2 separate regions of the Homo sapiens genome follow, and region 1 is linked to region 2. A link is an interaction called in ENCODE POLR2A ChIA-PET data of the cell type or tissue named here. Cell type or tissue: A673. All regions are shown on one strand. Each heading gives the region's core, and the rest is flanking DNA. Links, peaks and the distances in the headings are about the cores only.

Region 1 (4,403 bases), core at 217-4,216, 94 kb after region 2:
TTGCCCAGGCTGGAATGCAGTGAAGTGATCTCAGCTCACTGCAACCTCTGCCTCCCAGGTTCAAGTGATTCTTCTGCCTCAGCCTCCAGAATAGCTGGGACTGCAGGCACGTGCCACCACACCTGGCTACTTTTTGTATTTTTAGTGGAGACGGGGTTTCACCATGTTGGCCAGGATGTTCTTGATCTCCTGACCTCATGATCCACCCGCCCTGGCCTCCCAAAGTGCTGGTATTACAGGCGTGAGCCACTGTGCCTGGCCTAATTTTTTATTTTTTGTAGAGACAGGGTCAGGCTTTGTTGTCCATACTGGTCTTGAACTCTTAGGCTCAAGCCATCCTCCTGCCTCGTCCTCCCAAAGTGTTGGGATTGTAGGCTAGTCACTGCACACAGCCTGGAATTTGTATTCTAAAGTCATGTAAAGCAGAAAATATAGTGAAGATTACCCTTAATATTAAGGATCAGAAATTGTCCATATGGGTAAATAATTTTTCATTAAACCTAGCGCAGCCAGTTTTCCTTCCAGCATAGTAATAAATCAGTATTCCTCACCTGAACAGCAGATGAAGTAATTGGCTCTTGTTTTGGCATTATACTGAAAAGACTTACCTTTAAACACTGTCATATATAGTCCAATAAGATGCTTGTCCTAGGAGAGGCATTGAAACTGAGTGCAACAGAGGGAACAGCAGAGTGACATCTCTCATTTTATGATTACTCTGGGGTATAGAGATAGTCACTGAGAGGAGAGGCTGGGGAAATGGGACCGCTTTCTAAAAATGTATCTCTGTCTCTTTTTGCTGAACATATATAAGTGAATTTGTGTAAGTATGCACATGATGTGATGCCATTGTGTAATGCTTCTGAAACGTAAATACTTGTCTTTTTTTGGGAAATGTAGACTTTTTATTTCTTTCATTATGATGCTTAGATTATTTGATAGCCTATTTAATGGACTATGGGATAAGAAAGATTGAGTTTTGTTAACTTACATATAGCACAATGTGGGAACCTCTGTTCATAACGAGCTGTCTATGTCATTAAGGAAAGTTTCAGTGATAGTACACAACCATACACATTTGTTGAACATATGCATTAAAGACAGAGTTATATTGAAAAAAGTTTAGAATAGAACTTCTGCATTTTGGAGTATGCTACACTTGTCTGGAAAAGTTACTGTCAGATAATGTTTTGTTACTCTTGGAACATGCGTTATTGTACATGAAATTCTGAACTTTTATAGAGTATGAGCTAAGAAGTGCTTTTCCCATTACTAAGGAGGCTGAATATTCAAGAGTGATCATGGAAGAATTTTAAAAAATAGTATATTTTTATACTTCACAGTGTCTTATGGATTGCTTACCATTTAACAGTTAAGCTGGAGGATGGAAAAATCTTGATGTAAGTGGTAGGAACTTCTGCCAACTGGAAATCAATTAAAATGAAAATAAAGCAAGTATAAAGTTTTAGTGTTACTGGGAAGATACCATTTGACTCACAAAGGTGTCATTCATGTGCTCTTTCTGGCTATATACCTGTGGCCTAAAGCTGTGGTCTTTTGGGGATTTAATTATTAATACAGAAATGTGTTTTACAAAATAGAGCCATGTCTATTTTGATGCCATATAGTTTCTTTTTAAAATGTATAAATGCCCTTGCGTTTTTTTGGGCAAAATCAATCATGCTGTCTTGTATTTGGAGGTAAATGACAACAGGATATTCACTTCCAGTTTAAGTAGTAGCCTACAGTTTCTCTTGAATTTAGTTTTTGGCTTGGTTAAACCATTAGTGTATTTGACCTGGACTAGAACTTGATTTTAAGATGTCATCAGCTGTGAGTTCCCAAGTGACTGGCTCTCACATTTCACTGAGAGAGAACAGGCTATTTGACTTGTTAGTTTGAAGAAATCATATGCAACTTTCTGGTACTGCAGAAGTTGTTCAGAAACATAACACAGAGTACTAAGAAGCTAAAAATTTCCTGTTTAAAACTAACGGTGTATGGAGTAATTTATTTTGTGGAATCTGGAGGGATTGGTGTTTGAGATGGAAATACATACTGATCTGACAGTTTCTTACTCTTATTTACCTCTTTCCTCAGTTTTTGGTGATAATTCCAAGTTATATTAATATATAGACTGTATCAAGCCACTATGAAAATTTTATCTAAATGCAGTTCCAGATTTTGCAGTATTTTAGTGCATTTTTTTTTATTGTCCACACACACCCACACACAGGCTAGAATGTTTGACATTTTCTGGTCATCAATTGAGACACTGAAATGTCTTGTTTGATAAAGTTATATTTTGTTTCAAAGATATTTTTAATAGACTGTTCCTAAGCATTTGAACCAAACAGCAGCTATGAGCTTAGGGCTTTAGGGCAAGATTTCCTAGAATATCATTCATGTTACTCCTAGTTTACATCAGAATATAGGAGACAAACTATAATTTAGTTTCAGTTAATACTTTCCAAATTTTTACCCCTGTGGCATTTGTCTGAGAAATACTGATGAGTCACAGAGATTCCCTTTCTGTCCTTAACTAGAACATATGTAGAATAGGAAATAGGAGAAAACTGTTCATGCATTTCCGTGCTTTTAGGTTTTTTTCTGCTCTTGGCAGTGTATTGATTCTGATGCTTTACTTATTTTGTAATTTTTATTTTATGACTTCCTGTGTACAAGGAGTTGATGATGCAAAGTTGAATCAGAGGTAATTTTTGCCCTGAGGTCTCATTGCTAAGTATGGAAGATAGACAAACAAAATGTTACAATACACTACAATAATTGTTATGATGAGTGTTGTTGGAACCATCTAAGGAGCATAATTTAGATGGTAGAGGGCAGTGGGACCAACAAATATACCAGATATTCAAATAAGAAATCTGAGGTCATACTATATGTACTAGGCTTATTTCTAAGCCCTACGAAGTTGTGCCCATAACTGTCTCCTTAATAACTTCCAAATTACAGATTTTATCCTATTCCCCTTGTAGTCTATGTCTTCCTTATCTCTACTTGGACTTTTTTTTTTTTTTCTTTTTGAGGTAGGGTTTTGCTTTGTTGCCCAGGTGAGAGTGCAGTGGCAAGATCATGGCTTCTTGCAGCCTTGACTTCAGGGCTCAAGCAATCCTCTCATGTCAGCCTCCTCAGTAGCAGGAACTACAAGTGTGTGCCACTACACCTGGCTAATTTATCTTTTTGTAGAGACAGAGTCTTACTGTGTTGCCCAGGTTGGTCTCGAACTCCTGGGCTCAAGTGATCCTCCCACCTCAGCCTCCCAAAGTGCTGGGATTACAGGTGTGAGCCACGTTGCCTGGTCCACTTGGACTATTTCAACTGTCTCCTGGCCGAGGACTGCTTCAAGCTTAATTAACATGGATACTGCTTACTACCGCCCACTCCTCCCAACCCTCCAAAAAAAAACCCCCAAATTCAGAAAACAAAACAAAAAATAGTCTTCCCCTTTTAACCATGATACTTCCTGCTTAAACTTCTTTGGTGGTTTCTTGTGTCTTCCACCAATGCTTCTCACATTTTAAAAAGTAACATTAACAATGGAGGAAAACAAATTTGTACCCCTAGTTTGTCTGGAGGTGCAACTAGAAGTGTCGCTTTGAAAGCCCCTTTGAAGTTTTGGTTGACCTTAAAAATGCATGTAAGATTTTAATTTTTTAATATTTTCTGTTAGTATTAAAACAAAAAGTATATGCCTTCCTAATTTTTTATCTCATACCCCTAACCTTTGCATAAAATTGATGTTTTAGGAAGACGCACCACGTTTTCCTCTGGCTTTATGTAATCCCTGACACACAGACCCCACATCATCCTGTAGTTCAGTATTTTCAAACTGTGTTGCCTGAGAGATTTCAAACTGAAACTCTGAGAGATTGTTTGAGGCAGCTGCTCATTGTCATCCCTTAAACTAGAGCAGTCTCCATTTATCTGTTTACATATTAGGTTTCTGGGTAACATTTAGTATGAAGAAAGAGTTCTGTTATTAAAGAAATATAAGCCTGAAAAATGCTACTGTAATATATGCTAAAAATCCAAATTCCTTAGCTTATCATGTAAAGATTTTTCTGGTCTGGTCTCTGCCTATTTTACTTTTCTTTCTTCTCTCTCTCCTCAGCTTCCAGCACCTTTCCTAGAGATTGAAACTTGAAACCTGAGGGTGAAATTAATTTTGTTTGGCCCTGGAGTGTTGGCTTGCACAGCATTTAAATTAAAACAAAACAAAAAATGAATTAGTTGCCAACATGTAAAAATGAGGAGACATCATGTAAAAATTTGGATCTCTCAGTTTTGTTGAAAAACTGCTAGATCTGGTAACATTTTGGCTCCATATTCTCAACAGCATGGAGTTGATGAGTAGCCATCATTAACATGAGATGCATTCTTTA
Region 2 (4,403 bases), core at 231-4,230:
TTTAAAAATAACACAACAATGTATGCTAATCGGTTTCAAACAAGTAGACTCAATGATACTTTGAAATCCTTTTTCCTACTCTGCAAATCGAAAATATTGGAACAATCTTTAAACATTCTCTTGAGCCAACTAGGGGTTCCTCATTACTAAAGAATTTAATGATGGCGATATGCAGATAGGTGTTGGTTTTGCTTTGTGTCTAATCAGATTCTCAAAAATCCTTAATTTTGAATGAGCAAAATTTTAAAATAACAGTTTTGCATAATTGCAACTGAAACTATAAATGGGAAGGATGATTTTTACAACCAAATGACATCAAGTAAATAATTTATTTCTAATCACTTTGCTACATTAGGGTTTACTGCTAATGAGCTAGTGGACTTTGTGATACTTTAGCTAACCCAAGGCACTTGAGGCTTTGATGACCCAAATGGTTTAGTAAGTTCAATCAATCTAGTCAATAGAAAGTGAAGATAAAGATGCACGCTGTGGTCTTAGGGAGTGCAAGTGCATGCATATGTGTGTGTGCATGTGTGTTTGGGAGGGAGATTATGTTGCTTTTTCAATTTTAAAGTTCCCCAAATACTCCAGGAAAATTTATGAGCAGATTGCATCACTCTAGTAAGCCTGAAAAAACAAGAAGTGAAATACTTCAAGAGGCAGATTCATTAATGATAGGTTAATAACTCATTAACAGCCTATACAAGGAATAGTAATAATTTTTTTTCTTTTTTCTTTCTTTTTTTTTTTTTTTTTTTTTGAGGAGTCTCACTCTGTAACCCAGGCTGGAGTGCAATGACACGATCTCAGCCTCACTGCAACCTCCGCCTCCCAGGTTCAAGCGATTCTCCTGCCTCAGCCTCCCAAGTAGCTGGGATTACAGGTGCCTGCCACCATGCCCAGCTAATTTTTGTATTTTTAGAAGAGACCAGGTTTCACTATATTGGTCAGGCTGGTCTTGAACTCCTAACCTCAGGTGATCCACCCACCTCAGCCTCTCAATGTTCTGGGATTATAGGTGTGAGCCACTGCACACAGCCCAATTTTCATTTCTTTTACCATACCTCATTCAAGAACATGTAATATTTTACAAGCCTGATCTCATCCATCTCAAAATTTTGGGAAATATCATCCTTATTACAAACAGTGATTATCTCTATTACAAAAACATAGCAAGAGCTGGGCACAGTGACTCAAGCCTGTAATGCCAACACTTTAGGAGGCTGAGATGGGAGGATCACTTGAGCCCAGGAGTTCAAGACCAGCCTGGGAAACATAGTGAGACCCTGTCTCTACAAAAAAATTTTAAAAGCCGGGCATGGTGATATGTGTCTCTGGTCCCAGTTACTGCAGAGGCTGTAGCCAGAGGATTACTTGAGCCCAGGAGTTTGAGGCTATAGCGAGCTATGATTGTACCACTGCACTTCAGCCTGGGCAACAGAGCAAGACCCTGTTTAAAAAAAAAAATCCAAAACACCGTGGCAGAGAGGTCGCATAATTTGCTTAAGGTAATATAATTCAGAGGCAGTTTGGGGGCAAGAGCTATAAATCCCAGATCCTTCCCAATTTATTTAAAAGGCAATTTTTCGCAAAGAGGTCAGTGATTAAAGTGACTTGGATTTAGTGAGTTTTTGTAAAATATTTTTCTCCTCTATAATTCAGGGTCAAGATTTGTGAGAAATTTGATAAATGTCTTTAAATTACCAAGAAAAACGATGTAACATGAAGTGGCATCAGCCCACCTAGATCTGGTAGTTCTTCCATTCTGTCTGGAAGTAAGCCATAGTCTTAGTTGGTACAAATGTCATGTGGGAGGAGACATACAGATTACAGAACCATGAGGTAATTACTACAGCTTAACTGTCCCACACAGAAGCTATTAAGTGATCATAAACAGAGTTACAATAGAATACACATTCTATGACAAGATTTGGCCTGTACTTTTAATGCTTACAATTCTTTCTTTGGCTTATTGAGGAGAAGAAATATAAGATACACTAGAAATTAAGAATTTGGTTGATCTTTAGGGCAATGCTTCACAAACTGTAATGTACATGCAATTGACCTGAAGCATTTATAAAATACAGTTTACAGGACCCTGCCCCAAGAGTTTCTGATTCCCTCGGTTTAAAGTGGGACCATGAAATCTGCATTTTAACAAGCACCCCAGATAATTTTTTTTTGAGACAGAGTTTCGCTCTGTTGCCCAGGCTGGAGTGCAATGGCACGATGTCGGCTCACTGCCACCTCCGCCTCCCGGGTTCCAACAATTCGCCAGCCTCAGCCTCCAGAGTAGCTGGGATTACAGGCGCTCGCCACCATGTCCAGCTAAGTTTTGTATTTTTAGTAGAGATGGAGTTTTACCATGTTGGCCAGGCTGGTCTCAAACTTCTGACCTCAGGTGATCCACCCACCTCAGCCTCCCAGAGTGCTGGAATTACAGGCATGAGCCACCGTGCCTGGCCGCACCCCAGATAATTTTGATGCAACTGGTCGGTGGGCTATCCTTTGAGAATAAACATCCACTCTGCCTAAGAGTAGAGCATAACAAATCAGCAGGAATAAAATCTAAACTTCAAATTTTTACCTAATCAAAATTTACTTTTCTTTGTACCATTCTAAAGAGGACTTGTAGATTAGATTTTTGGCAGGATGGGAGGAGAATCTTTGGGTTTCTGAAGAATTTTGTAGGAATTAAAATGTTTCTAACTAGTAATTAGGTATGAAATCATTTGTCCTTTTTAAGTGATTGGTCTTGCTAAATGAGATAGTAGGAAGTGACACCAGATCAGGAGTGACAAGAAAGAAAAACCTCTGAAGAAAATCCAAGCACCGTTGCAAAAATTAAGCAAATCTCATCATCCAATGAACACTGCAGAGTATCCAGTATTGCTAGCTAAATGCCAGCTTAAAAGGCCAAAAATTTTTAAACATCTCTTCATTGTACATGACCCCTGTGGAATACTGTGACTCAATTAGACCTGCCCTCCCTCAAGATTTGCAAGAAATGGAGAAGCTCTGGAGAGTTGTCACAATATGATAAAAGGAGTAGAAAATAGACTGTATGAAGAAGTTAAAAGTGGTTGTCCAGGCTGGGCACAGTGGCTCACGCCTGTAATCCCAGCACTTTGGGAGGCTGAGGCAGGCAGATTACCTGAGGTCTGGAGTTCAAGACCAGCCTGGCCAAAATGGTGAAATCCCGTCTCTACTAAAAACACAAAAATTAGCCAGGCATGGTGGTACGTGCCTGCAGTCCCAGCTACTTGGGAGGCTGAGACAGAAAAATCACATGAGCCCGGGAGTCAGAGGTTGCTGTGAGCAGAGATCACACCACTGCACTCCAGCCTGGGCGACAGAGGGAGACTCCGTCTCAAAAAAAAAAAAAAAAAAAAAGTGGTTTTCTACATTGCAAATAGAGGTCATTTTTTGCTTATAAAGGTTTATAAAGGGTTTTTATAATAAATAACATAAATCACAGCTTCTCATTTATAAAAGATATTAAATACTGAAAAAATTAATAATCATAATTTATAATATTTTCCCTTTAAAGATAACTTGAAAATGAGATAATAGAAACATAGACGCCAGACTCTTTGCTGTTGGAAGAGGCTGAGAAGTCAATTGGCAGTTGAACCTGCCAATCTTAGTAGAATCCTTTAGAAAACATTCTTGATGGGACAGCCCTCAGCTCTGCTTAAACACTTGAATATTGGAGACCTCATTATTTCACATCTGTCTTGCATATTTCAAGACACATCAAAACAAGAAAGATGTGCATGGTGATCATAAAGTCACATGGAACCCATGATCCTGTACAAACTAGATAAAATGTGAGTAACGTGGAGGGGCTCTTCTAATTACTTGTTGGTCAAGTAGAAAATAAACTGTACTAGCTAAACTGCTTTCTCAAGTTTCCATTTTAGGTATTTCTACTGTTTGCCCACTGCCTAGTAGACTGCTGGAGTTCACTATAGGAAAAGTAAATATTGTCATTTCAAATAAAGCACTGTTTATTATATAACAGAACAGAGGCTGCTTTCTATTTTTGAGACTCTGCTAAATTAATTGCGGACAGTAGCCAAAGCAGCTGCCCAGGAGATGGTGTTTTCCAACAGCTGCGGTTCTTAAAGCTAAACTGGGATTCATGTTTGTCTATAATGTGGCATCACATTGTTCTTTTCATCAAATGTATTTGGCTGCTATTGGGATTTCATAAATGCGGGTACCATTTGTACTACTTTACTAGCCCATTTGACTCCTGCATTGAGGACAAATGATAAGCCAAGACAGATAAAGCCAAAGTTGGAGGCTTCCATGAATGAGAGTCAGCCCAAATTCTTCTAAATGAAAGAGAAACGATGGCCTTAATGCCCATTTCCATCTAAAACAGGGTTTCAAAAACT

Evidence for each region. ChIA-PET counts read pairs that join two places held together with the same protein. Peaks named below come from ENCODE experiments on the same cell type or tissue, not always from the same donor. Only the 100,000 strongest peaks of a DNase experiment are listed, where the experiment ranks them.
Region 1: POLR2A ChIA-PET joins it to region 2 with 6 read pairs; 3 of 35 experiments call an interaction of 5 or more read pairs at or near these places.

Annotation. Positions count from the first base shown.
Region 1 is chr14:60,755,181-60,759,583 of GRCh38, forward strand. All of the region lies in intron 1 of MNAT1 (MNAT1 component of CDK activating kinase), which reads left to right. Among named protein-coding and RNA genes, the nearest start is that of MNAT1, 23 kb to the left of the region's middle. In A673, for the core only: no CTCF peak of the experiment used is centred there; a DNase peak (open chromatin) is centred at 2,571; H3K27ac peaks cover 3,110 bases.
Region 2 is chr14:60,661,344-60,665,746 of GRCh38, forward strand. No RefSeq gene overlaps it. Among named protein-coding and RNA genes, the nearest start is that of SIX1, 14 kb to the left of the region's middle. In A673, for the core only: no CTCF peak of the experiment used is centred there; a DNase peak (open chromatin) is centred at 1,818.